Regions from separate parts of the Mus musculus genome. Here region 2 is linked to region 1. Evidence: chromatin loops called from intact Hi-C (ENCODE). Cell type or tissue: left cerebral cortex. All regions are shown on one strand. Each heading gives the region's core, and the rest is flanking DNA. Links, peaks and the distances in the headings are about the cores only.

Evidence for each region. Hi-C counts contacts between places; a loop is a spot of excess contacts. Peaks named below come from ENCODE experiments on the same cell type or tissue, not always from the same donor. Only the 100,000 strongest peaks of a DNase experiment are listed, where the experiment ranks them.
Region 2: a loop joins it to region 1, with 5 times the contacts of the local background. A loop is called at or near these places in 18 of 42 quality-filtered maps.

Annotation. Positions count from the first base shown.
Region 1 is chr16:63,854,424-63,859,423 of GRCm38, forward strand. The region is part of intron 1 of Epha3 (Eph receptor A3); the gene reads right to left. Among named protein-coding and RNA genes, the nearest start is that of Epha3, 7.3 kb to the right of the region's middle. In left cerebral cortex, for the core only: a CTCF peak has its summit at 2,672; a DNase peak (open chromatin) is centred at 2,718; H3K4me3 peaks cover 1,486 bases; H3K27ac peaks cover 1,242 bases.
Region 2 is chr16:64,743,442-64,751,997 of GRCm38, forward strand. No RefSeq gene overlaps it. Among named protein-coding and RNA genes, the nearest start is that of 4930453N24Rik, 23 kb to the right of the region's middle. In left cerebral cortex, for the core only: a CTCF peak has its summit at 5,003 (motif pointing left); a DNase peak (open chromatin) is centred at 5,003.

The sequences.
Region 1 (5,000 bases), core at 1-5,000:
ACCTCTTCGTAAGTTCTACAGGAAATAATTCTGACCTTTGCCAAATGTACCTCTTAGCAACCAACCTGAATGCTGTTTTCCAAGTTACCTCAATAGGTTATAAGGTTCAGCTACATAATTGGTCAAGACTGTTGTTTTGAGAGCAAATAAACAATAAAACTCAGTTTGGGAATTTTTATGTATTTAATTCATTTTGTTTAATAATTTAATTTTAAGCCTTAGACCTATAAAAAGACATACATTGCAGAGGTATTATAAAGGCCAGATTTCCACAAGTATTAGTTTCATATGTTATTAAATACTTAATAACAGAATGCAATGGTTTTATAATCTCACATGAAGGACTGGGTTTTTAAGTCAAGCTTACATTTCCTTTGATTTGGAAGCGTTATTCAAATCCATACATGAATTTTAAGAACCACATTTGAGGGAAAAAATTGCTGAGTTATTTCCCAGATGTAAGGGTGGGAAAGAGCTATCTGCTAAGGCTTTCTCATTTGCCAGTGGCTGGGTGGCTGGATCCTCTGCAAGAACACAGTGTGTAACAGACAACACATTAGAAAGTTTAAGTTAAACCAGAAGTAGTGACCCACTTCTCCAATTCCAGCGCATGTAAAAAAGGTCAAGAGTTCAAAGCCAGGCTGGGCTACATTAGACCATGTTTCCAAAAAAAAAAAAAAAAAAAAAAAACATTAACTAACATGTTTAAAAGTTACACATTGACATTTCAGCAACAGAAGAAAGACACTTAAAGGCAGCTTGCTCTTCTACTTAGAAGCCTGATGTCATCAATACACTATTTTTGCTCTTTGGCAGGTACAGGGAATTTATTGCATCAATTAAAGCTGAACATGTGTGTTGAAATTCCCCATGAAAAGCAAATTGCTCCATACTTAATTTGCTACTTTACAAAGTACTCTTTTAGCTACCATGTTAACTCTCTTAAACAAGCTACAAGTATTTTTTAATGTAAACAAAGACAAATAACTTAATTCTATTTTTTTTCATCCTAAGTATTATTATTTTTTTTAAATCTCTCAAATCGGAGGATTTCCCACAGGGAGCTGCACCTACATTTTGGAGCATGCTCTATTTTCCCTCTTCCTGATTTTCTGTGACAACTCCCGGAGTCAAGCCACACTCCATTCTTGGGATACAAAAACAAAACGCCTCAATAATCACACCCTGGTTATGGTGACAATTTTCTCACATTTTTCCCTTTCTTTTTTGTTTTTGTTTGTTTGTTTTTGTTTGTTTGTTTGTCTGTGGAATCTGGGAAAATCTTTATTTCAGGGTGAGGCATGTGTTGTTTGAGTGATAAGAAAGCAGAGGCCAAGATAAGTGAAGGAAAGGCTCCATAGGCCTAAGGGACTACTGTCTGCATCAACTTCCCCTACCTTACAGATAGTCATCAGTTTAAGTAACTTTCAGAGAGTCAGGATCTATGTGTGTCCTCGTTTAGGAAGTTCAAAGTCCTCATACTGATTTAACTTAATTTCTCCGGCCAAAATGTTCTCAACATTTTGAAGTTAATTTTGCAAAGTCAAACAAACAAACAAACAAACAAACAAACAAAAAAAACAAATTAGTTCAGCCACAGAGAGCAATCTAGTATTGTTCTGGGATGTAAGGACTCTTCATAGATAACCAGGATTTGTAGAGAGGAGAAATGTCAAAGTGAAGACCCAGAGACAAGATGGAGCCTGGGTCCAGTGGTGTGTTGCTGGGATGATTCCTCAGTTGTATCTAAGAAATGCCCTAATATGTATGATGTATGTTAGGTGTGGTTGATGTAAGGCTTCACTAAGGGATGGATGAAAAAGATCACTGGACAGTGAGGTTGCAACCCCAGTGGAGGAAAGGACATTTAAACCACACTCACTTAGCTACTGGATTCAGCCATTATTTAAGAATAACATTGAAGACACACAGTCACAAAAATAAAAGCGGCAGTAAACCGTGAATCTACTCGGATTACTCCACTTTGAAGAAACACCCTATGTTTTAAGTTTATCTTCAAACTCCGAAGGAAACAAACAAACCAACAAAAATGGTACCAATCTGAGAGAGGGGTGGTTTGGGGGTAGGGGCACCAGGGCACTCTGAGTAGGAGCAGGAAGGCTTAAGGAACACTCCTTTAACGATAAGGAAGGGATTAAAGGTGGATGTCATCTGCAGGTAACTTTAAAGAACACTGAAAAAGCAAAACAATTCCTTTATTTAGAAACGGGAGTGGGGAGAACACACTGTGGAGACATTAAGAAATAGCAAGGAGGGTCAGAGAGCAGCCAACAGGACAGTCGGCTAATCAGAGGTCTCTGCTTTCAGTAAATGAAGAGGTGCTTTTCCAACCTTGCAGGAAACTCTGCTGGACCCCTCCCCTCCCCCTCCTCTCTCCCTAAGTCACCCGGTGGGTAGAGGAAGGTAGACAGAAAAGACACTCCCACGCCACCTCCAGATGCCAGATTGAAAGGTCTGGTTGACAGCCACCGGAGGAAGCAGCAAGGAAATCTGAGATCTGTGGTCTCCTACGAAGATCTGGACTTGCTGGGGTACAGGGGGTTGGGAGGTGGGGGGGGGGTCGCATTCTCCCTGTGCCTGATCCGGTGCAGGTGGCTGCCAGGTGGGGTAGAGCGGCGCGGCGCAGAGAGGCGGTAGCAGCTCCTAGGCTGCAGGCAGAGGGCGCGCGTTGGTTGCAAGATGCTTGCTAGCTTCCTTCCTAAGGAAACAGTCAGAGGAGTTCTGCTCCCAGGAGCTCTTCGGCTGCTGTGGGCGCAGTCGTCCAGAGGAGCCGGCACAGAGCGAGCCATGGGATGCCAGGTGCCCAAAGCAGCCAGCACCCCTCCATCGTTCCATGGCCATCCGGGCTCCGCGCCGCGCTCCAGCACTGACTTCGGTACCCGATTGAGGGAAAACTGCTGGAAGTGCTCCCTGGCCCTGGAGGGCTTACAGCTGGCCGCTTCACTCACTGGCTGGGTTTTAATAAGAAAACAGTAAACGGGTCTGAGGAGCGAAGCGGCATGGCTTCCTTGGCTCTACTTCTCCCTTTTCAAGTAGATAGGGATTAAGACACCCTGGCAGGGGTGTGATGGCAGCGAGGGTGCCTGATTCCTTTGTGGCCACCTAACAGTTACTCCCTGTAAAGAGCCATAGTGCTAAAATTTTACTAGGGCACACAGTTTTACAACTTAAATGGCAGTGTCTTATCAAATGTAGGCAGCAGGATGCGAAGAGGCGCACTCACCTCCTCCTTTGACCACCCCTGTCCGGGAGGAAGATTGTTCACAGCAGTTTGTTTGTACAGTGCTGCGATTTGTTTCCCCGACTCCTTCCTCACCTATTATTCTCAGTTCGCCATGTTGGTTTGGATTATGTGGATTTTCACCCTTTGCTTTGACTAGAACAGCGGGACGTGGTTTAGAAAATGAAGGGGGGTGGAGGGCGCTGTGCACATTCAGGGTTTCCAGTTTAATAACGTCATTTCAAGTTTGAAGCTTTATTTGCTGAACTGGTTTTGATTCCATCCACCCTCCACGTGCATGAGCCCAGGCTTTCAAAGTAAGCTTGGCTCACACTTTTAAAACTTTCCTGGGCAAAAGTAAATCTGTAAACTTCAGAGGAGAAATAAACAAAGCTACACACCATTTTTAAAATCTAGGTTTTAAGGATTTAATAAAAATTTACACAGGTGATGTAAGTGGTAAAGATATTTTATGGCATTATACTATCCTTGGCTTTAGAATCTGTGTTCTTCTCCATTTCTGTAATCTGCTCATTTAGTTTTGCTTGCATGAGCATTCTTTATAGTGAACTACCTTTTAAAATGCATTCCCAAGAAAACTCGTGGGAGATAAAATAAAACTTCCTGATGTTCATATTTTTCTTGGGGGGAGGGTGTTCAAACAACTACCTGGTACTAGACAGCCGCGAACACAACTGCAGTTTGAAATCAAGGGCACACAACTATCCAGTCCTTTGAACACAGGAGCAATGGCTTCCAAGTATGATGGATTAATGGTTTGGAAACTGTTGTGTTTTATTAATATCCCAACACTGTTTTTATTCTTGAAGTCATTGCAGCAAAATTCTTTCTTTCTTTCCTATTTTTTGAAGAGTAAATATTTAATCCCAGTTTTCTATATACCTAGAAGAATAATATAACAAACCTTTCACACCAATCAACCCTTTATTTGAAAAATGTGTGAAAAGCTACTTGCACACTTGGTAAAAGCCCCTTACTGACCCTCAGTGGTGATAAAATCCAGATCTCTTAAAACAACCAAAGAGAGACACCCGAATCTGCTCTCAATCTCTCTGAAGCAAGAAGTAAAGAGCCAAGTTTATTAGTTTATTGAATAATTTACAGACAAGTGTGCATGTTAAAAAATAAAACTAGAGATCTAGATAAAAAATTTTTTAAAAGTTAGTATTCTTCCAAGAAATACATATTTCTCTGTACATCTAGCATTTATGCCAAACAAAACCAGTGGAAAATGACTCAAATCAAAGGTAGCCCACATCACGGGATTCTAAGTAAGTACTGTCTGTAAGAACTTATCGAGTTCTGATGATTTGTGGAAAGTTTTATTAATACTTTCTTGAAGATTTTATGACTTGGAAAATGTAACTTTCGAGAACATTTCTTGCTGCTTCCATTTCTATTGAAGTCACTAAATCAAATATATTGTAGAAATATGCTTTCCCTTAAAACCCTTTGCATATGTAACTAATTATTTGATATTTAAACGTTGTGTATATTTTAGTTCAGGAAAAAAAATCCAAGAAGTTCCCCTAAAAAAATTGAACGTTTAAGGATATTTTATAAGGAAGGAATATTTTGAAATAGTATTAAAAGTGATTGGACTATAAAGAAAATACAGGAATTTTAATGTTCAAATTGGGATAATACACATTCAAGATAAAGAATTTCATTGAATCATTACTTTAAATTTATATAAAGATCAAGTTTAAACTATCACATTTTTATGAGCAAGGAAAAT
Region 2 (8,556 bases), core at 1,898-6,897, 890 kb after region 1:
CCATCTGAGAGCCGGGACATAAGTTTCCTCCGAGCTAGCCCTGTCCGTTCTGTGATCTCGGGATTCCAGACACCAGAGATACAGAAAGTACTGCCGTTGTTTAATAGACTCCATCTGTGGGGTTTTTACCATGGCATACCAAGAAAACTAAGGCTTTGAGCACTCCAGAGCATCTGGGGATGAGACTGCCCTTTCGTTGAGCACTCCAGAGCATCTGTGGATGAGACTGCCCTTTCTACTGGGATGCAGTTTGTCTTAGAGAATGTCTGCATCAACCCACGAGAATTCGCATTAAAGCAATTTGTTAAAAAAGGAACACAATTATTTCTTAGTGTCAACTGCCTGCCTGAAAAAGTACAGAATCTGTTGAAGGAATATAACAAAATCTATCACTCAACAATAAAAAAAATCGCAATATTTAACGTGATAAAAAAATTAATGAACATTTCAAAACCGAAAAATATAAATTTTAACCCCCAAATCAGTCAATCAATATAAATGAGAGAACTGAGTGATGAGGGTGGGTTAATAGACAAAAACTTCAAAGCATTATCAAAATAGAAATAGGTTAAGAATATTAAATAAAATATAAAATATGACATGAAATATATAAAAACATGAATAAGACCTTTGGAAATGTAAAGTACATGACCTGTATCCAAAAATTCACTGGGTAAAATAGACTAAAGTCTTGATAAGGAAAAATAAAAAGTAAACTTGAAAATATTGCGATAAAAGCCACCCAAAATAAAACTCAGAGGAAATAATGCTGAAAAAGAAAAAAAATGTAGTCCCCGTGTCCTGTGGGAAAAGATCAAGCAGCCTAGAGGACATGTTATTGGTTATGTTGTGGATAAAACAAAAAACGAAGAGAGAGTATGGAGTAAAAGTAATTGGAGAAATAACAGCAAGCATTTTCCAAATTCGATAAAAGCAATAAATTCAAGCTGCTTAACAAAGGAAAGAAAGAAGGAAACAAGGAAAGCGAGGCAGGAGGAAGGAGAAGGGAGGAGTAGGAGAGATCATCACTGGTCACTCGCCATAAAACTGTTCAGGCCATGATATGTGGTAACTGCCCATGGTGCTGGAAGACAGCATCACTCCCCCAGGAGTTGGGGTGGCAGGTAGTGGTGATGTCTGACATAGGTGCTGGGATCTGAACTCAGGTCCTCTGCAAGAACCGTGCATTCTCTTAACCACTGCCCTCTCTCTCCAGCCTCCACTGCACTGATTTATCAAACCTTTCTCCCATCTCTTCTAAGAGATGATCGCCAATCGAGTCAATTGTAGGAAGCATCCCTGTGCCCACAAGTCCACATCTCTCAGAACTCACTCTGTGCCCTTCTCTTTCCTCTTTAGGATTCAGGTCTGTTTCTGATGAATATAAATGTAGTTACTTAAGTTTTACAATACACAAATTCATACAATACACAATTTCACTGTTTCATAAATTCCTTCAATACATAAACTCACACAATACATAGATTCATTGTTGAAGAATGTTGCAATACAAAGACTTGCTGCTACTTTTATTTGTGTGTTGGGGGTAGCTGGAGAGACCCTAAGAGACTCACCTATACCTAGAGTTACAGATGGTTGTGAACTTCGGTGTTGGAACCCGATCCCTGGCCTTCTATAAGATCAGTAAGCACCCTCAGCCACTCAACTGCCTCTTCCACCATAGCTTCCTTTTATAAAATATGATATTTCACTAATTCTTTGAGAATTTCATACATGCAATCAATATATTCTAAACATGTTCAACTGCCACCATCCCCCTAATCACCTGCCTGGTCCAATCCCCACCTCCACACCCTCCCAAACTTCCTGTTCTCTTTTTCTTAGAAACCACAGAGTCCAAGTTTTAGCCGTGGGTATGGGGCAACCCGCTGGAGCATAGTCAATTCATCACAAGGGACCAGAACACTGAAGAAAACTGACTCTTTCTTCCCCAGATGATGTCAACGATCAGTTGTTCCTCTGAACTCAGGTCCTCTGCAAGAACCGTGCATGCTCTTATCTTGTATAGATATTATAGAGGCAGCCATAATTGCTACCAGTTCATGAGTACAGCAGTCCTATCATGTCCAGAACACACTGTTTCATTCTGTTTGCCCCTTGTTTCCAACTCTTACAATCCACACCCTCTTCCTCAAAGGTCCCTGAGAGACTTGGTGTCATATAGATATTCATTCCATTCATGGTTGGTGTTCCACAAACACTTGTTCTCTGCAATGTAGGCAATTGTTCAACTGCCACTGTTCAGCAACACAAACCACCATGCACTGCACACATACACACACACACACACACACACACACACACACACACACACGTGTCTGTTGGGGGTCTGAAAACTACAATAATCTATGCATAGAAGGAATTAAATTTAGAGGGTACTTTGATACTGCATCCACCTAGCAAAATCAAAGTCGTAGGTTCTCCAGGACCTATGAGGGACCCAACCATGAGTTGTTGGCCAGATGGATGTCACCAGGCACATGTTTCCTCCTCTTGAGTGGGCTTTAAGTCTAATCAGAAAGTAGTTGGTTGCCCCTGTAACATGTGTGCCTCTGTTGCAGCCGTGGGCATATCTGACATCATTGTAGCTCACAGAGTTCGCTGTTGGGTAAGAGTGTTGGTGAGGTTTTCTCCCAGCAGCCTGCACCATGCCTTCAAATTCTGTGACAACTAACCAGCAATGAGGAGGCTTCCTTGTCAGTCTTCGTGCCCTGCGACCAAAGTGTGTGGTGTCTTTAGCCATAGTGTTTTACTATTGAGGTCTCACAGGTGGGCAATGGCAACAGCAAATTACATAATGTTTAGACAGTCTCTGGGATACTCCACTGATCGACTTCTCTATAAGAGTCATCCTATGCCTGGCAATGGAATTTAGGTATAACTGATAACCTATGATTTTGGGGACAAGTATGGTCCCCTTTATAAACAACTCCATTAAACATTTATATGACTATTCTACATGTGCACATATCTGTATAAAGCTTATAAAACAGATGCCTATATGTTTTTTTGAACATCCTTAGTGTTGGTTACACCCCCACCCATTTCTTTCTCTCCACCTTCCCTCCTTCTCCCCATTTTTATCTCCTCCTCCATCAGTTTACCTTTTCTGCTTCATACCCCTTGTATTCTACTATCCCCTTCCCTTCTGATCTTTCTTCAACCAATGGCCTATTTCTAGTTTCCTGACTTCTTCATGTTCTCCAAGTTAAATGTGTAAATCTAAAGAGTTGACATTAGATCTACTTATGTATGAGAACACGCATTCATCTTTCTGGACCTAGGTTACTTGTTCTGTATAAAGTTGTCCAGTTCTATTCATCTGCCTGAAAATTCCATCATTTCATTTTTCATTACAGATGAATGAAACATCACATTCCAAGGTGTCTTAGGGTTTTATTGCTGTAAAGAGACACCATGACCATGGTAACCCTTATAAAAGAAAACATTTCAGGCTGGAGAGATGACCCAGTGGTTAAGAGCACCGACTGCTCTTCCAGAGGTCCTGAGTTCAATTCCCAGCAACCACATGGTGGCTCACAACCATCTGTAATAGGATACAATGCCCTCTTCTGGTGTGTCTAAAGAGAGCAATGGAGTACTCATATATATAAAATAAATAAATAAATAAATAAATAAATAAATAAATATAAAGCTATAATAGAAGATATTTTAAAAAGAAAAAGAACACATTTCATTGGAGCTGGCTTACAGTTTCAGAGGTTCAGTCCATTAACGTCATAGCAGGAAGCATGGCAGCCTGCAGGCAGACATGGTGCTGGAGCAGCAGCTGAGGATTCTACGTCCTGATCCAAAGGTAGACAGAAGCAGGCAGTCAGGAGGAGGCTCCTATTCCACGCTGGGCAGAGTTTGAGCACTAGGAAAGCTCAAAGCCCACTCCCACAGTGACACACTTCTTCCAACAAGGCCACACCTCCTAATAGTGCCACTCCCTGTGGGTCAAGCATTCAAACACAGGAGCCTATGGAGGCCATTCCTATCCAACCTCCACACCAGAGTACCATGACTTCATTAACCATTCATCGTTTTCTGAGCATCTCGGCTGTTTCCAGATGCTAGCCCTGCTTTGTGTTCTTGGTTTTAACACCTTCTCTTCCTACTCAGAACTTTCTGAAGCGCTGTTTTCTCTCTGTGGGCAACTTCACCTGCTTCATTTTCTAGTCTCCTGCTCCCTTCTGTCTCCCTTTTGAATCAGCTTGTGTTACTTCATATTTTCATTTAATCATGCATTTTTTTAAGTTTTTATGTGCACAGGCAGTGTGCGTGTGCACACCAGCACTGTATGTGTGCAGTCCTTATGATGCCAAGAGAAGAAGTCAGATCCCCTGCAAACTGAGGTTACAGATGCTGGGAGCCATCATGTGGGGTTCTGAGAATCAAACCCATGTCTTCTGCAAGATCAGCCAGCGTTCCTAACCACTGAGCCACCTGCCCAGACCCTAACAATGCATTTTAAATAGGAAAACCCCACTCTCTTTGTCACTTCAGGTGCAGTATCCAGTGCAGAGTAAGAGATGCCTCCTGTATTGTGAGACTGGCAGTGGGCTCTGCCCATCAGCTCATGAGTACTATTTCCAGGGAGTATCATTTTATTTCTTCAGCAAAGCCCAAGCATGGTGCTGGTATTTGTGCTTATTTTAAATGCTGCATGTTTCTTCAAAGAGTGCTATATGCTGCAATTTGCTTATTTAGCATTACTTGGGTTCCTAGTAGCTACGTGGAGAATCAGTTAAAAGCATTATATTATGTTTAACATTCACAGGTAAGATATGCATAAAAAGCTGACGACCCTACCAAAAGAAAGCATGCTGACCTTCTGTCAGGAAATGGAAACACTAGTTTATGATGAGATATTATAAAATGAAAAGGGGAATGAGTACAGGCCCAGAAAATCCAAGTTCAACACGTGAACTCAGGATTCCTTCCTCAAGACAAGCTGCATCTGTGTCACAGCATCGCCACCGTGTGGCCACATTCAGAATCGCTCCCGCTCTTGTGTTTATATAAACTTGGAGCGTTTTTTTCTTAATTCAGAAGGGAACTAATTTGATTCATCTCTTGAAAACTCAAAATTTTATTACGACTCTTTAATCATCACGGCTCAATACAGCGTTGTCACAGTTTGTTGTTTTCCTCTCTGATGGGTTTCAACTCTTTCATTTCACTAATATGCAAAAATATCATAAATCATCAAATAATCATGACCAAGAATAACCAAAAATATGTATGGATATGTGGGGGAAGTGGGGTGGTAATGTGTGTTTATGTGTGAAGTTGAGGAACAAGTCCAAGACTTTACTAGGCAAACATTCTACGACTAAATTATCTCCTAAACCCCCGAAAATTAACTCCTGAGATAAATAAACCCCTGAAATTTTCACTCCTTAGTGAGAATGTCAATGAGCAATTTTACCATGCAAGGGAAGAAAGGCATTTTGTCAACCAAAAGCTCTCAACACTGACAAATTTCTACACTACATTATGCAGTTAGCACAGTGACGGTGTTCCCAGGTATGGACCTCTCAGAGGACAAGGACAGTGTGGTCACCTGATGATTCTTCTCGACACGTCCTAGTGGAGCTTCATATCTCTGGTGGCAATCCAGTAGTATGCAGAACAATTGGAACAAGTAAGTAATCATTCTATCTTCTACCTACACGTGTTATTCTATAACACAAAGTCTTATGCTATGTGTTAACATGTCATATAATGTTTACAGTCTATTCATTCTTCTGGCTTTCTATTTCTGCAGGGGTCAAATAACATAAAACATTTTCCTCTATGGCCCCTTCCAGATTTGAGATTGTGGGAGCAGATACATCCCAGTAAGTGGTGCATCTACATTTTGATAGGATGGTAATGGGTGGTAGATGGGCATACAACTTATAGGGTGGTAGTATATACCTTATAAGGCAGTCATGATGTGAAAAAAAAGTTGGAAAATAAAGTTTTTAGATGAGCTGCTACACACTGAGAATATTCTGGCTTTTTTACAGAACTATTTTAAAGGGGCAGCAACTCTGAATTCTGAGGGAAAGGACTGGCACCATATAAATGTTCTTGATAAAGAATTCCAGCACACTGGATACCCAAATGATCCAGGTGTGTAAGGGACAGACATGTGCTTGACAGGCTGTGGTTACTCCAGTTACAGAGAAAGGTGTAAATTAATTCCGTAAGTTCAAAGGGAGCCGCTATAGGTAAACACAACAATCATTTTATCACTAAACTCACTGGAGCAAAGTCACTTTGGAAACCTAGGGGACAAGGAAGACGCCTCTGAAGGTGGAGAACCAATGAAGCTAAACCATCTCTCTACACTTCATTTCTCCAGTAGCTATTTCTAGAAACTATTGTTCAGCAAATACCCGGGAGGTAAGAAAGTCCCTCAAAGAATGACAAACAGGAAGGGAAGTTTAAAACTATCAGCAGACTGTAACGATGTGTCACAATTAATTAAATTAACATGCAAACATGTCTTTGTTTAAAAAACAAGTTATAACTAGACCTCATTCTGGGTTTAACTAAAGGATTGCATGCTTCCACATTCTATTAAAACGTTTTCAGTAGCCACAGTGGTCTATGAATCCACAAAGCCATCTCTATAGCCTCATATTGCTTCAGAGTGAAGGGGTGGCCACCTACTCAGTACCCTTCTTAGACCTTGCTGTACAACAGTCTCTTTTAGCATACACAAATAGTCGTTCCAGGGGACTCATGTCATGCATGTGATGGTTTGTATGTGCTTAGCTCAGGGGTGGCACTATTAGGATGTGTGGCCTTGTTGGAGTGGGTGTGGCCTTGTTGGAGTGGGTGTGGCCTTGTTGGAGTAGATGTATCACTGTGGGCTTTAAATCCTAGCTGCCTGGAAGCCAGTCTTCTCCTGTTTGCCTTCAGATGGAGATGTAGAACTCTCAGCTGTTCTTGCATCATGCCTGCCTGAATGCTGCCATGCTCCCACCTTGATGATCATGGTGATGATGATGGACTGAACCTCTGAACCTGTAAGCCAGCCCCAATTAAATGTTGTCCTTATAAGAGTTGCCTTGGTCCTGGTGACCACAGCAATAAAACCCTAAGTAAGACAATGCATCTTGGGAGACACCTCAGTGTCTCTATTGGAGGCATATGAATTCAGTGTGGTTCTACCTATACTCTTTATCGTCTGTGACAACAAGCACTGCACAATGATACTGATTTCTATTAACAGTGTAAGTTATTTGCCGTCTTCCTTAAACCCTTGGAACTGCCAATAATTCTTACACATCTGTCCCTTTACTCTATGGTCAGTCATTCTCATTCCTACCTTAATATGAATTTTTTTCTTCCTAAATTTCCTTCCCCACATCTCACGCGACTGTTCCAGGCATGTGTGCTATACCATTATCTCCTGTCCAAAATATTGAAGGTGGTTCCTAAGAACCCCTCCCATATGAGAGTTGTCAGCTCTGTAGCAAAGCTCCATTTACTTTGGACCATTACTATTTCTTTTTTAATGAAAAAAGTTGTGGGTACACATTCACGGTGCATACTGACATGTTTCATCAAAATGTCTATCTGTGTCCATGTTCGTGGGTATTGCAGGTGCATGTGTGTGCATATGGAGACCTAAGGTCAACGTTACATTTTTTTTTAAGATTTATTTTATTTATATGAGTACACTATAGCTGTTTCCAGACACACCAGAAGAGGGCATCGGATCCCATTACAGATGGTTGTTACACGTTTTTACCAGTTCCCATCATGGTATTTGAGAAAGGTATCTCTCACTGAGCCTGAGGCTTATAATTCAGCTAGACTGGTGCTGTATACCAGTTTCCTCTAAGACTGAAACATTCCACCCTGCTTGCTCACTAAGATAGGCTCTTTCTGTCTTGCTTCCAGATGAGATTAGAAACTAAGTCAGTAGACCGCAGGTCTTGAGAGGGGGTGGGCACCTTTGGAACTGCTGATGGCTTGTATGGAATGAAAGACAGAGGAGCAACTCCCTCTTGTCCATGCCTCACTGTTAAAGCCGAGACAGCTCCCCGTACTCTGCCCCAAGGGAGAGTTATAGCACTTGCTCTCTTGCATGCAGGTGGCAGACCACGGAGTTCTCTGCACAAAGATAGGGTCCAATTTCTCATAAGAAATTGCCCAGAGGTTCCATTCCTCTAGAGAACTTTGACTCAATCATGGCCCCGTGTCTTCAAGCAGCAATTTCTGCTTTGTTATTTAGAGAGGCTTATGCTATATAATTACATGATGAGATGCATTATTTATATTAAATATTTTAATTAAAAACACTTAAATTGCCAAGATAAATTTTCTCTGAAATTGCAGCAGAATATAAGCAAATACCTATTTACACATAAGTGTAAAAAAAAAATACAAGCAGCATCATTAACCTACAAAGTCTACTTATATATTATGATTATATTAGCCAGGCAGTTTTAAGTTCTGAAGCCAAGTCGGAATGCAATCACTATAATCACATGGAGGATTCTCTACCCTACTTGTCATCACCCATTTAAA